Regions from separate parts of the Homo sapiens genome. Here region 2 is linked to region 1. The links are chromatin contacts, found by Hi-C or POLR2A ChIA-PET in ENCODE. All regions are on one chromosome and are shown on one strand. The core of a region is the stretch at or near the end of the contact, and the rest is flanking DNA. Distances in the headings are between cores, read along the strand shown.

Region 1 (2,700 bases), core at 81-2,580:
ACATATTCACAGGTCCTGGGGATTAGGAAGCGAAATCTTTGAGGGGCTGTTATTCTGCCCACCGCATAGATGCAAAGGCCCCACCTGCACCGACTGAATCATCTGCCTTGGAATGAGATGCACAGGTGGCTCAGATGCACATTCAAGTTTGAGAAGCCCTGGCCTCCTTGCCCATCCAGGGCTGACGTCTCCTGGGCTGTACCCAGCACTGCCAGACTGCTGTGTTCAATTAGGCCTCAAGAACCCCTCCCTGAAGTCTGATTATCTCAGCCGGGTTGCCACAGCTGCAAACATTTCCTCTCTCTCCACATGCACTCCCATCCTTCATGGAGAAGGGGGTCTTTTGTCCGGAAGCCTGGACTTGGAGGCAGCCTCTTGTAGGGGGTCTGAGGTTTCTGAAATGTTTCCTTGGGGGAGGAAATGGGATTTGCATCTAGATATGGAACTTGAACACATCAGGGCAGAAGAGCAGAGTTTGCTCGTCTCCCATGGCAGGTCTGAGGATGGCTGGTTTTGGGGAAAGGTCAGCAAAGCTTGGCAACAACTGATTCCCTGCAACTCACTGCAATACAGGCTCCCAGATCTGGCAGGGAGGGGCTCTGGATGTTTTACAGATGAGGAAACTGAGGTTCAGAGAGGATGTGACTTGCTCAAGGTCACACAGGAGTGGAGAAGTTAGGAAAACAGGGAGCTGGGCCAGCGGGGCTATGCCGCACACCCCTGCATCTAGCTGTCATTTGGGGGGGTATTTCTCAACTGAGGGTCACCCCCCACAGGAAGGAGAGAGCAGGGATTAAGATCGCCAGACCTCTGGCTCCATCTGCTCTGAGGGAAAAATGATCACAGCAAATGCCTGGACTCAGCCTGATCCAGCCAGCTCCTCCATTTCCTCCAGACCAGAGCCGCCAGCCAAACTTGGAATTTTCCAAGCAGCCAGTTCAGCCATGGAAGCCCTCCAGGTGTCACCATCTGGGTCCAGCGACTCCAGGGCCCCAGTGGGAGGAAGAAGCACGTGCACTCACTGGGAACGCTGACCCAGAGCATTTCCTTCCTGCAGTAGACTCATCCCAGCCCGGCAAGAGTTCAGAACCAGCAGCCAGTTCCTGGCACACTGCCAGAGCCCCAGACAGATGCCAGGAATGACACTTCTTGGAGGTGCCCACTTCCAGGCAGAGCGCTTCTTTTGCCTGTCCCAGAGCCATCCCTTGCCCCAGCCCCACTGAGGAGCTGACATTTGGAAGCATCCCTCCACACCCCAGCAATGCTCAACCTCCCTTTGCTGCTGAAAAACATCTGGCCGGCTTGGCACCTAAGCTGGGTAAAAATAGCATGCCATCTTGTGAGCAGGCACCATGCCATTACAGCAGATGGAGACCTGCACTGCCAGCCAAGAGACTGCTGAATGGCAACAGACGCATTTGCAAGGGACAGGATTCACAGCTGGAAGGGTCAGAGGGCGGAAGTCAGGACCCTAGTGAGAGGGGCAGGAGGTGAAACGAGAGGGCCAGAGATTGGGGCAGGACCCCTCTGCCCTTCACAGGTGGGACCAGGCAGGGGAAGAGAGAAAATACCCTTGAACGCTAGAAGGCTGCAGAGCACACTAGTGAAGTCCTGGCTTTGAGGCCAGATGAACACACATTTAAATCTTACCTCTACCTTTACCAGCTATGTGACCCTGGGCCGGCTGTTTAACCTCTCCGAGTCTTAGTGTAAAATATACTCTGTAGGGTTCTGAGAAAGATAGTCCATCATTGTTTCTTTGCATATGCATTTTAGTGAGTGTCTCCCATGTGCCAGGCAGGCCCTGTGTTAGGTGTGGGATGTGGTGGTGAGCATGGGCCACCAACTTTTCTTCCAGCATGGGAGACAGACGTGAATTAAAAAAATGACACGAATAAAAGTAAAATGTCAACAGAGATAGATAGGTACTTCAAGCAGAAGGTTTGTGGTGCAATCAGAGCACATAATAAGGGCATGGGGGGAGCAGGGGTGACCAAGTCAAGGAAGATGTTCCCCAAGGAAGGGACAATTAAGATCCAAAGGATGAGTAGGGAATTATGTAGGGAAAAATGAGAGAAGGTATGTTAAGTCCTTAGCACAGTGCCTGGGATCTGATAAGTGTTGGTAAGTGGAATAGATTATTCATGAACACTTACTGAAAATAAAATCATAACCATAGCAATCTCTTCCACCAAGGGGTTACAGTGCAAGGCTTGGGCCTTTGGTGCCGTGAAGAGTCATGTCACAAGAGAGTCTGACCCGTGTCAACTGGCAAGGGAGCCAGAGGCGAATGGATGTTAGAAATAAAAACTCATAAAAATATCTCAAGCCTCTGGTGAGGCCCATTTGCAGGCCTCAGATACTGCAGTTCAAGCAACAAACCTCCTGAGAGGTTTGGACAGGTTGGCCAAGGCCCAGCCAGCTTTGCAGGCATGCTTTCTCCCCCTTTCTACAGGCAGCCTGCGCAAAAGCCGGGACCTTGCCTGCTCAAGCCTCCATTGCCCTGGCCCGAGCATGGCACAGGCTCCCTTTCTGTCCCCATTGACTGCAGGCCCTTGGCTGCCGCACACTGAACCTCACCCTTGGGGCAGAGCCAGCTTGTAGGGTGAGCAGGAGGCAGATTTCCCTCTTGGAATACAGACTGCCTTTGGATGAATATACAGACTCGAAGGGAGAGATGCTGGGAAGCAGGGTGAGGTC
Region 2 (2,700 bases), core at 41-2,540, 44 kb after region 1:
CTGGGAAAGAATCCACCTTGCCAAGGCAGTTCTTAACAATCATCGGTGTTCCTTGGCTTGTGGCCACATAACTTACCTCTGCCCTCACAGGCCCATCTTCTCTGAGTCTTAGCTCTGTGTGTATCTGGCTCTGTGTCCCAATTTCCCCCTTTAAGAACACCAACCACATTGGAAAGGGCCCATCTCACCCAGTGACCTCAACTAATTACATCTGCAACAATCCTATTTCCAAATAAAGTCCCATTCTCAGGAACTGGGGGTTAAGGCTTCAACATATCTTTTTGGAGGGATGCAATTTGATGCCCACCAGGCACCTTATATGTGTTATATTCTTCAATCGTGACAGCAGCTGTGAGACAGGTGTGCTTCTCCAGGTATCACACAGAGGAAATTGAGGCCCTGAGAGGTGAAGCGACCCTCTTGAGAGCCCCCAGGTAGGAAGCTGCAGAGCTGGAAGCTGAACACAGCTCTGTGACAGGCTGAAGTCCATCATGTGCTCTTCTAAACAGTATTGTCTGCTGTAGCCCACCCTGGCTTTAAGGAGGAGAAAGCCAATGCGCAGGCTCCTAAGCCAGGCTCCTCGAGTTCAAGTCCCACCTCCACTGCTGACTACCATGAGACCCCCACACATTCCTGACCTCCTTTAAGGCTCCCCCTGAAAAATGGGAATCAGAGCAGTGCCTGCACCACAGACTTATGATGAAGATCAATTTAAATAATATATGAAAAATATTTAGTAAGCGTACAGTGAATGTCAGTTGCTGTCATTATCATCACAGTTACATTTAATATTCTGAACATTAAACACCACGAGCCTCTATACAAAGCTCATATTTCCAGGCCACAATTCAGGATCATTTTTGTCTTTCACTCCTTGCTACAGCTGCCCACGAGTGATTCCAGGCAGGGCCATGACGGCTGCTGGGGTGGGCGGTGCCAGCCCTTCTCCCCCATCCCTGCGTGCCCCCCTGCTCGCCCCTGCTTGCTAATGCCCATGTGACATGAGACTCTGAAAGCAGCGATAAAAACAGCAGCTCTTAATCTGCCTGCTGCATGTGGCTTTATCTGAACCCCTCCTCCCTGGGCTGCTGGGGGCTCAAGGGGAGATGGGCAGATTAAGAGCAACGTTTCCGACATGCCCTCCCACCTCCTGCAAACTGGGGCTGCCGCCAGCAGATTTCCTCAAAGCCCAGCGAGGCAGCCGCCGGAGGAATGTGCGGCCTCCTTGGCATGGCAGACATTCAAGGGAGCCCACAAAGGCGCTGTTATGAAAACCCTCTGGAGCACGGGGTAGGATGGGAGCGTTTCATTTGCAATTGGGATTGCACATTTCAAGAACGGGAGCTCGGCAACAGAACGCATGCATGTGAACACACACGGCTCATAATTAATTCATTTCACTTCCTCCTGTTGAAAAAATATTGCAGGAGATGGGGGGTGGAACCACCAGTCTGAGCAGGTAGTTATTTCTGTGCCTGGGGCTCAGCCTGGCTGAGAACCAACCTGTCTAACATGGAAGCTGAAGGGCAAGTAACTCTCGTGCGGGCTCCTGCCCCAGCCGAGGTACAGCCAGCAAGGCGTTCCTGGGTGCCCGGAAGTGGCTTCCCCAGACTGGTCTCCTCCACCTGCATTTTGTGTGGTCTTCTCATTCTTGGACAAGATTGTCTTTTAACTGCTAAAAACTAGAGATAGAGCTAGGAGCTATCACTTAGCCACTGGCACTTCCCAGCAACTCCCCAGGAGTTACAATGCTCAGGACGTATTGGCAAACTTGTAGGAACTACAGGACCCGTGCGAGGTCCTAGATAAGGTGAGGAAAGCCCCACTCCCTTCCCTCAAGCAGCCTACAGTTCAGAGGGAGGAGGCAAGTTAAGTAGGTGTGTGCATGGCCTACTGTGGAAGAACAGAAGGGGAAAGCCAAATCTAGCCTGGCAGTCAGGGAAGGAGAATGGTACATCCACGAGGAAATGGAAAGAATGAACAGGAGTTAGCAGGGAGAATCAAAAGTGCAAAGACCCTACAGCTAAGAACAGCCTGGTACATTCTGGAATATTCTGGAATGGGAGGTTTAAGGGGTGGTGATGGTGCCAGGAGGATTAGAGTTAAAAAAGCAAGGGTTTAAAAACTGACTTTGGTTTCTCTATCTGAGGGGGCACTCACTTAAAATGATAAAGACAGGCTAGGCTCAGTGGCTTACACCTATATTTCCAACACTTTGAGAAGCCAAGGCGGGAAGATCGCTTGAGCCCAGGGGTTTGAGATCAGCCTTGCCAACATGGTGAGACCCCGTTTCTACAAAATTTTAACAATTAGCGGGCATAGCGGCATGCCCCTGCGGTCTCAGCTACTTGGGAGGCTGAGGTAGGAGGATCACTTGAGCCCTGAAGGTCAAGGTTGCAGTGAGCCGTGATCATGTCACTGCACTCTAGCCTGGGCGACAGAGCAAGACCCTATCTCAAAAAAAAAAAAAAAAAAAAAAAAAAAAAAAAAAAAAAGAGGTCCTGATAGCCCAAAATGGTCATGAGTAAATTTTACTTGATAGAAAAAAAAAATGTGTTTTTTTTCATTCTATCACTTACTCATGTAAATAAATGTTTACTGAACATCAGCAACATACCAGGCCCTGTGCTAGTTATTGATTATTCAAAGGTAATTCAGATGTGCTCTTGTCTTCAAGGAGTTCACAGTCTAACAGAAACA

Evidence for each region. A loop is a pair of places that touch in the nucleus more often than their neighbours do. ChIA-PET counts read pairs that join two places held with the same protein, here RNA polymerase II (POLR2A). Pooled maps may share reads with other maps.
Region 2: a pooled map of heart left ventricle shows a loop between it and region 1 (5-fold over the local background). The contact joins two enhancer-like sites. A Hi-C loop is called at or near these places in 2 of 168 maps with a recorded cell type or tissue (dorsolateral prefrontal cortex and prostate gland) and 2 of 50 pooled maps. POLR2A ChIA-PET finds 5 or more read pairs at or near these places in 4 of 52 experiments (CD4-positive, alpha-beta T cell, Caco-2, activated B cell and 1 more).

The regions. Positions count from the first base shown.
Region 1 is chr3:72,244,346-72,247,045 of GRCh38, forward strand. No RefSeq gene overlaps it. Among named protein-coding and RNA genes, the nearest start is that of LINC00870, 94 kb to the left of the region's middle. Within about 2 kb of position 1,331, at least 9 of the 41 ENCODE cell types and tissues checked have a DNase peak (open chromatin) inside an H3K27ac peak, as active enhancers do; they include dorsolateral prefrontal cortex, where a contact is called at or near this core.
Region 2 is chr3:72,288,086-72,290,785 of GRCh38, forward strand. The region is part of intron 5 of LOC105377158 (a long non-coding RNA gene); the gene reads right to left. Among named protein-coding and RNA genes, the nearest start is that of LINC00870, 140 kb to the left of the region's middle. RefSeq lists a cis regulatory region at 742-1,978. Within about 2 kb of position 1,291, at least 5 of the 41 ENCODE cell types and tissues checked have a DNase peak (open chromatin) inside an H3K27ac peak, as active enhancers do; they include dorsolateral prefrontal cortex, where a contact is called at or near this core.